Regions from separate parts of the Homo sapiens genome. Here regions 2 and 3 are each linked to region 1. Evidence: chromatin contacts called from ENCODE Hi-C data. All regions are on one chromosome and are shown on one strand. The core of a region is the stretch at or near the end of the contact, and the rest is flanking DNA. Distances in the headings are between cores, read along the strand shown. Region 1 overlaps MEF2C-AS1 (MEF2C antisense RNA 1). Region 2 overlaps MEF2C-AS1 (MEF2C antisense RNA 1). Region 3 overlaps LOC102724637 (a long non-coding RNA gene).

Evidence for each region. A loop is a pair of places that touch in the nucleus more often than their neighbours do. Pooled maps may share reads with other maps.
Region 2: a loop to region 1 is called in a map with no recorded cell type, with 3 times the contacts of the local background. The contact joins two enhancer-like sites. A Hi-C loop is called at or near these places in 3 of 37 single-sample maps with no recorded cell type and 3 of 50 pooled maps.
Region 3: a loop to region 1 is called in a map with no recorded cell type, with 9 times the contacts of the local background. The contact joins two enhancer-like sites. A Hi-C loop is called at or near these places in 9 of 37 single-sample maps with no recorded cell type and 4 of 50 pooled maps.

Annotation. Positions count from the first base shown.
Region 1 is chr5:89,433,959-89,436,755 of GRCh38, forward strand. All of the region lies in intron 8 of MEF2C-AS1 (MEF2C antisense RNA 1), which reads left to right. Among named protein-coding and RNA genes, the nearest start is that of LINC02161, 150 kb to the right of the region's middle. Within about 2 kb of position 1,518, at least 2 of the 41 ENCODE cell types and tissues checked have a DNase peak (open chromatin) inside an H3K27ac peak, as active enhancers do.
Region 2 is chr5:89,119,529-89,122,228 of GRCh38, forward strand. All of the region lies in intron 4 of MEF2C-AS1 (MEF2C antisense RNA 1), which reads left to right. Among named protein-coding and RNA genes, the nearest start is that of MEF2C-AS1, 240 kb to the left of the region's middle. Within about 2 kb of position 1,388, at least 2 of the 41 ENCODE cell types and tissues checked have a DNase peak (open chromatin) inside an H3K27ac peak, as active enhancers do.
Region 3 is chr5:89,929,565-89,932,264 of GRCh38, forward strand. All of the region lies in intron 2 of LOC102724637 (a long non-coding RNA gene), which reads left to right. Among named protein-coding and RNA genes, the nearest start is that of MIR3660, 86 kb to the right of the region's middle. Within about 2 kb of position 1,312, at least 7 of the 41 ENCODE cell types and tissues checked have a DNase peak (open chromatin) inside an H3K27ac peak, as active enhancers do.

The sequences.
Region 1 (2,797 bases), core at 268-2,767:
TTGCATTAAGTGTCTGGATATAGTGTTCCCAGATCCCTTCATAAAGGAAGAATAACTTTAAAGTACAATAGTAACGTAAATCAAAGAAAAACTTGACTTTGTAATAGAATAATTTTGACAAGGTTTGAGACTGTTAATTTTATATACACGTGCTTGTAAGTATTTATATATATAGATCAATATATATGTAATATATAATGAATATGTATTATAAAGAAATATTTAACATCTGTTTATAATTGCTGGAAAGATCTAATGTTTTGCATTTTAGAAAGCATAAGATCCATTGTGAAATACTTTGAATATTAGTATTGATAGTTGAATATTAGTATGGATAGTTGTAATTAAGATTTTTATCAAATAGAGTTATTGTTTAGGCATATAATCAGACACACAATATCAACCCAAGTCTGTGAAATTCCAGTCTATGGAAGTGAGTTGTACAGTGTTTGGCTTTGCACTACACCATCTTTTTGGGTGTAATGCAAAACCAAATACTGTATATATGTATGTCTTGCTGAATAGATTGCTTTGTGCCTCTCTCTCTTTTCTAAAGCTTCATAGACTGTTGGTGTAAAAGGACCCCAATGCCATTAATATAGAAAGCCTTACTCTTTCTTGCCTCCATTTCAATCTAATACAGGACCCAACCCCCTGAAACATTTCCTCAATTGCATCTTGACATTCCCAAAGACTGTTTCTTGGGTTACAAATTAAACAATATACTCTCATAAATGCTTTGTGTGATATAAAATTAAAACTGTAGTTTTAATTTTAGTCCAGTTTAATTTTAGTTTATCACATATGTTCAAATATCTTTGAATCCTTACCTGGAATAACACTGATTATTTTTTCAGGGAAAAAAAAAAACTATTTTGTCATTGATTGTGTTTAAGGACCCTGAGAAGTATGTTGAGTTCCCTGGCATTCTTAAAGGCAAGAGGGCAAGCAGTTTTATAAAGGTATTCCAATAACTACTTTATAAAATCTGAAACTTCATGTTAATTTCAGTTTCAACAAAGTAGTTCACATTATGACTTCCCTAAATCTTAACCTAGATCTCGACAAGAAATTAGTTATAATAAAGAGTTAAAGAAAATATTTTAAAGCTGCATTTTGTCCTGTCTCTTAATATTTGATAATTAAAATATGTAAAATTTGCATAATATCCCTAACTTTGTCTCAGCATGTTCATATCTATTCGTCCATCATTTCTCCAACAGCACCTTTGAAAGACACAGCTAGAATCATGATCCCATTTGATTCAGGAGATAATTGAGTCAAAAAGAGATAAAATGATTTTCTGAAAAACACGGGACTAGTGAATACTAGCACCACAGCTAGGAAGCTAGGGTTATGGTGTATAAACCTCATTTATTTCATTTAGAAATGAACAAAATGAATTTTAAGTCACATATAAAGGATAGAAAAGGCTACACCAATGGTGTGATTTCAGGAACTTAAATATTTTCTCAACAACCTTCCACAGACCCTGAACTCCTCACAGTTTCAAGTCAGGCAGTATCCCCAGAAAGTCCCTAGTTGAATGCAAATACACAGTTTCTGATTTACCCAAAATCAATGTACACAATACCTTCTTTCCTGCCACACTTTCCCCACACACCAGTGCCTTGCAGCTGCTGAAATAGGAACCACAATGAAGACGAATGGGACTTTTTAGATTCTGTGGTGCAAAAAGTTAAGAATAAGAAAGCTGTGTAAATCACGAGCGTTATAGATAAAAAGATGCAGAGGCAAACATCTAAATTGGTATGATCTTCTCGTGCTAACTGAAAATAAATCTTTATGTATTATCTGAATCTTTTTTACATCAATGTATTGTTATGTTAAAGTTCTACAAATTCATGATTTATTTAGGTAGCAACTATTCCAATCACTCTCAACCTTTGGGAGTTTAAGGGATTAAGAGTCATTCACACTTTCATGAATTAGTGGAAATTAGTACTCTCAGATTGTTTCCTATTAACAACGTTCTAGGAGTCTGACATTTCTGACTTTGGAGAGTAGGGAAAGGGGCAGCTTGGAGGGAAGAAGGGGCACTAAACACTAAGTATAGTTTGGTTTGTTTTTACTTATTTTCTGTGAACTTAGAAATATGGCAACAGTTTATAAGATGATTTCTACAAAAAATTCTCTAAAGAAACTATCTTGATAGGATTGTTATTTGCTCACATGCTATATAGGATGCATAAAGTATTGACATCCTTATTACATTATAGCCCACAAGACTGAAAACTCCAGCAAACTTGTAATAATAGATGAGAATGCAAAATTTAGAAATTAGACACTTTCTAAAAATCTTAAATGTTCAGGGTCACTAAACTGTGGACTCCTGGGGACTTTAGGAGTAGAACCTAGAAAAACATACTAGAATATGTACTAGAATAATACAAAGAGGTGTAGAAGGCAATAGAGCAAAAATATATTCTTCCTCTCTATTTATACAGGGCCAGTTTTGACAAAGAATAATTTTCATGACAAAATAGACATAAAAGATATTAAGCATTATTTCTAGCCTCCATTTTCAATTTTGATTTTGTGAGGAAATTCAGGACACATGCTCAATGAAAGTGCCATCTTTATTTCAAGGAAACATGTAAACAATGTGAGAAACCTCACAAACATTACACCATAAAAGAGTGAAACACAGCTCTGTCAGTTTCATTTCGAGATTCTCCTTGAGGGAAGGAGGGAGAGAGAGAGAATAAGAACGACAGAAAGAGAAAATGAGAGCTCGATGAGACAAGAACAAACCTCAATTTGTCTAAACATCACA
Region 2 (2,700 bases), core at 138-2,637, 310 kb before region 1:
GATAGTCTGTGGCAGTATGTATTCTTGGGGAAATTTACTCTGATATATATTTGGAGGACAGTTGTCAAAATAAAAATATCAGGCAACTTACACTGTAACACTATAATTTATCAACTTTCTTCAATCTGTAAATCAACTTCCTCTCTGTCTCTCTCTCTCTCTCTCCCTCTCAGTTTCTCTCACTCCCTGTGATATATAACTACCAATACATAGTGGCACTGTCTTTTTTTTTATCAGGGGAAAATACACTTTTCTTGTTAAGGATTTTAGATGCCGTATGCATCCTTAAAATGCTTTTGGGAGAAAGGAGCTGTGTAAGTCTTGCATTATTTCATTAAAAATTATGAGTCAACAGGGCAGAATGTATTCTACAGTTTATGCCTGCCTGTGAACATTAGAACAAATCTCCCAGGTCAGGATTTGGTGGTGGAGTGTGGGAATTTTCCATGCCTTTTAGCATTGATGCCTATGACTTTTAGTCCAAGTTATCAGTTCAAAATGAATGGGAGCCATTTCCTATTCATTTTGTGAAGTGTGGACAGTGGTTTTGATAAATGAACAAGGCTTTGGATAATTTGAGTAAAATCCTTTTCTAGGTAACACCTTGTGCACTATAGAGACTAAAAAGAATGACGTTTTAGATAAAGGAAAAATGTGCATGTGAAGCCTATTGATAGAAAATTCTTTTGGTTATGTTCTGAATCTAAATCTGTAATCATAATAAAGAAATACATCTGTAGGCCTAGGAAGAGGGAAGGGAAAGGAGGAAAAAGGAGCCAAAATAAATGTTATTGGCAGTACAATAATGTTTTCTGATCATAGATTTTAATAAGAAGCCAAGATGTCTCAATGTAAGTTAAAAATGTAACATCAACTTTGTAGAGGGGAATTAGGAAGAATACATACACAAACACACACACACACACTCACACACTACATCATTACAATGACCTTGAAGTCACAATATTAAAGGAAAAAGATAAAAGAAAGCTGGAAAAACTGGAAGAGCGCTTACTATTCTGCGCGCAGAAAATATTTAATTTAAACACTCTAAGAAATTACGTCCAAAGAATCATTATCCCAGGAAACATCTATAGAATGAATGTATTTCGAGATCTTCATTACAGTTTAATTTGCATAGATATTTTGGGGAACTCTAGGACTCTAAGTGTGTCCCTAGGATTTTATTTGCAGAAATGAAGTAAACTATGGATAAGCTTTTCTCAAGTCTTAAATACTAGGTTTGAGACTGCACGAAAGAAGCATAATAGACTCCACTCAGGCACACTCAGGGAGAATATCAAGATAGAGTGTGACACTTTACCCACTGTTAAGGAAGAGACTGAGAGCTTGAATGCTGACTCAGGGAATGGGGAAAGAGTGCTTGCTTCCTCAGTGTGGCAATAAGGGAATTGGGCAAGTTCAGCTTGCTGGCAGAACTATGTTACACTGCAAAGCATGAGACGGGTTCAATGGAGCGAGTCTGAGCAACCCTTTAGGGCAGGGTATCCCAAACTTACCTGACTACTGAAACATGTTTAAGTTACAATGCATTAATGGAATACCAACAGAAGTGACAGGACATATTGCATACTTTGATCAAAGAAGACCTCAAACATGACCGGTCTTATATCTGATTTAAAAGCTGCAAAAAAGGGGCAAAACTTATTCATATGTGTGCTGTAGCTTTATAGCACCACCAACCAGATAATTTATTTTATTTCATTAATAACAAGAAACCTAATTATTTCAAGCTTAAGTATAATAAAATATCAAAACATTTTTATCAGGACAGTATATTAAAAATTATTTTTATAGCATATTCACTTAATATTGTTATATAATATGAAATCTTATTTTACATAGGAACTGTGTAGAAAAAAGAGAATAGGAATTGTATATTTTGCAACATTTGGGTAATCTTAGATGGACTGCTCTAAGAATTACTTCAAAGACAGGAAAAAATGAGATCCATCAACTTAATTTTGAAATATTCCAAATTTTACTTGTTGACGTGTTTTATTTAGACACAATTTGAAAACGATATGACTCTTCTTTTGTTTAATTCCCTCCTTTTTCAATTGTAGTTCATGGTAAATGGGATCATGAGGTATACATTTTTCATATGTGACAAACATTAAAACTATACAGTATTTTACAGTTGTAAAATGCTACTAAAAACCAATCATCTTCAAATAGACAATACATGTCAACCTGAGGGTTAAGTGGTAAATACTGCATCAAGGTGTAGATTAAAAGTCATAAAGTCGCTCTTGTGACTTCTGGGTGTGCTGGTGTGCATTTCTTTCTTTCTTTCTTTCTTTTTTTTTTTTTTTGAGACGGAGTCTTACTCTGTCGCCCAGGCTGGAGTGCAGTGACGCGATCTCTGCTCACTGCAAGCTCCGCCTCCCAGGTTCACGCCATTCTCCTGCCTCAGCTTTCTGAGTAGCTGGGACTACAGGCGCCCGCCACCACGCCCGGCTAATTTTTTGTATTTTTAGTAGAGACGGGGTTTCACCGTGTTAGCCAGGATGATTTCGTTCTCCTGACCTCGTGATCCGCCCGCCTCCGCCTCCCAAAGTGGTGTACATTTCTTAAAAGCAGAGAATTGTATGACAATTGTAGTTGTTTGCACATTTATTCAAAATTTTCATAAATTAATATATAAAATAAATGCGGAGACAAAAATACTTCTAGGTA
Region 3 (2,700 bases), core at 62-2,561, 500 kb after region 1:
TAAGAAGATACAATAAAACTAAAATAATTATGTAGCTTTTTTTTTTTTTACTTAAAGGTAATATTGCATCAATCATAGATCTAGAGATAGTCAAGACAGAGCTGATGAACCTCTTCCTATTCTTTCATTTTTTAAAAAAATAAATTTCTAGTTAAATTCCAAGATTTCTGTCTAAGCCACAATGTTTTCACTCAACATTTAATGCACGACCCTTTTGTGACAGGCACATACCTGAATACATTAACTCCAAAACTGAAATGTGGACCACAATATAACTAAAATTTATCTTTCATACAGTACAGTCTTTTTAGAATGAAAGTTTCATATTCCCCATGAAACAGGACTTTTAAATTCAGCATTTTTCAATGTCCCAAGTACTGCTTTATTTTAACACTCTAAACCTTAAGACAGAAGTGTTATTATTCTGCATTAGTAGATGAGGTAACCAAAGACCAGAGCTCTTAAGCAATTCCTAGAGTTGCACAGTGGGAGACTGAGCTTTCAACTCAGTATTGTCTCGCTATAAAGATGGAGTTTTTCCAATAATGCAATGCTCTCCTTCTTCTTCTTCTCCTTCAGTGAATTACCATGTCTCTTATATTCTCTCATTCACAAGTATAGGAGTGATCAACAATTCTGAAATATCAATCTCCTTAAAAAAAGTGCCCATCTTGTTTATATTTAGTTACTTCTAGAAGAACTATACTTCAAATTGCTTGAAATGTCTACAAGAAATTTTGAGTGTGATGTTAGTAAACAGCAATCCTTGCACATATCACTGGCTGTAAATATGAACCATAAATTCCTCACTTAAACATATAAAATCAAGCATGGAATTAGGTTATTCAAAGAGGCAAGTCTGTGACAATATTATTTACTATCTTATTTGCAAGGATCACATCTTCTAAAAACTAACTGTTGTATGTTTGTCTTTAAAGAGGTCTATAGATAAAGGCAGTGATTTTCTGAATACATCAAAACCCTCATAGCATTCCTGAGGATCTACTGATTAACCCAGTAGGATATTAATTATGAACACATCTGCCATTCTTACTTTTTGTTCTTTTCCTTTAAATAGGAGTGGAGTAATTCAGACATGTGTGTATGATTAGGTGTAGCTAGCAGTGCATGATGAGCTAGATTTAGATACATTTATGAAGCATCAAATACAATGAAACAGTTTACTGGAAAACAAAACTTGTACTGGAGATTGGAACTCTTAAAGCAGGAGAAAGTTGTTTTTAAAAAAGCTTAACCTTAAATAAAACACATATGTGGTGGGTGAATGTGAAAGAATATACAGCTTCATTGTTTCTCGAGAACAAAAGTATTTATAGTTCTTCCGCTTTGTGACTCATCTCTCTGCTGTAAAATATTTGGGCTATTACTCATAATTACAAAAAAGGCATCGAAGAGAATGGCTTGACGTTAGTGCAAAGGACAAGGTGAACAAACTGGCATTTTATTTGTGACATTCTCATTTATAAGAAGTTGGACAATCTGTTTTTTGACTGCTTTCTTTCTCTGCAAAAATGACTATAATATAGCACTTAAAATAAATGATAATTCATGTGCCTCTAATCTAAAACGATCAAAACAGGCAAGATGCAAACAAGACACAGAGAGTGCAAAGAATGCAGCATACTGCAATAAATTCCCCTTATATTTATTTAACAATAAATATGCAAATTTGAGATAATTATGAAGACATGTGCTTTGAGGAGCAGAGAGACTACTCAAAAGGTATTTTGTTCAATCATCCTTTTTCTTTTGAGCTAAGATGAGAACCAGAAGGAAACAGATATAATAACAAAAATGGAGTAAGTATTGATCATGGATGAGAAGACTGAGATAATATAAAACCTCTAACTCAAAAAGCATTTTTTTCTGGTAGATGAAACTAAGTGATTCTAAATAATAACTTATTAGTAGAAAACAATTAATTTTATAGCCTTTTAATGGTCCTTTTAAGGGAGTAGTACACTCCAAAGTGAAGTTAATCCTCCACAACGATATTAGTTTTTCTTAAAGAAAATGCTAATTAATAAATAGTTGCTCTGAACCATTTAAAGAATAGAGAAAAAATGTCAAAATGTTACTAACTTCCCGGGAACACAATTTTAATATTGTTTTTCATGAGAATTACAGATTTTTGCATTACTTACTCTTGACTACAATGAGTATTGCATTTGATCAATTATATTTCTAATATTTTGCCATTAATTTTTTCCTCTTCCAGAAAGATGGTATTTAGCCAAATTCTTAGACTTCCTATTCATTCTAAAGGACAAGCTTTCATTAATGTACAAAGGGGCCACTCTTTAATGGCACAGAATACTAGAAAAAGCTCATTCTGAAATATTGTTAGGTAGCTGTTATAGACTAGAATTGTATTAAGGGTGCATATCACATATCCATATCAAAATATATAAAATACATACAGCAGGATTCCTTCAACATGATGAACTATCACTGGATAATGGCTTTATCTCCAACCATCTCAATCGTGGGTATTACAATGAAATCTGAAAAAGGTGAAAAGCACTGTCAACCTTTCTTAATATTGTTGGAAAATGCTGGCGTATTAGAGCTTAAGTGGTTCTTGAAGAAGTCTGTGTGTGTTATCTGGAACAGCCAGATGATTCTTTGCTGTGTGGGGCTGCCCTGTTCATTGTAGAATGTTTATCAATATCCCTGGCG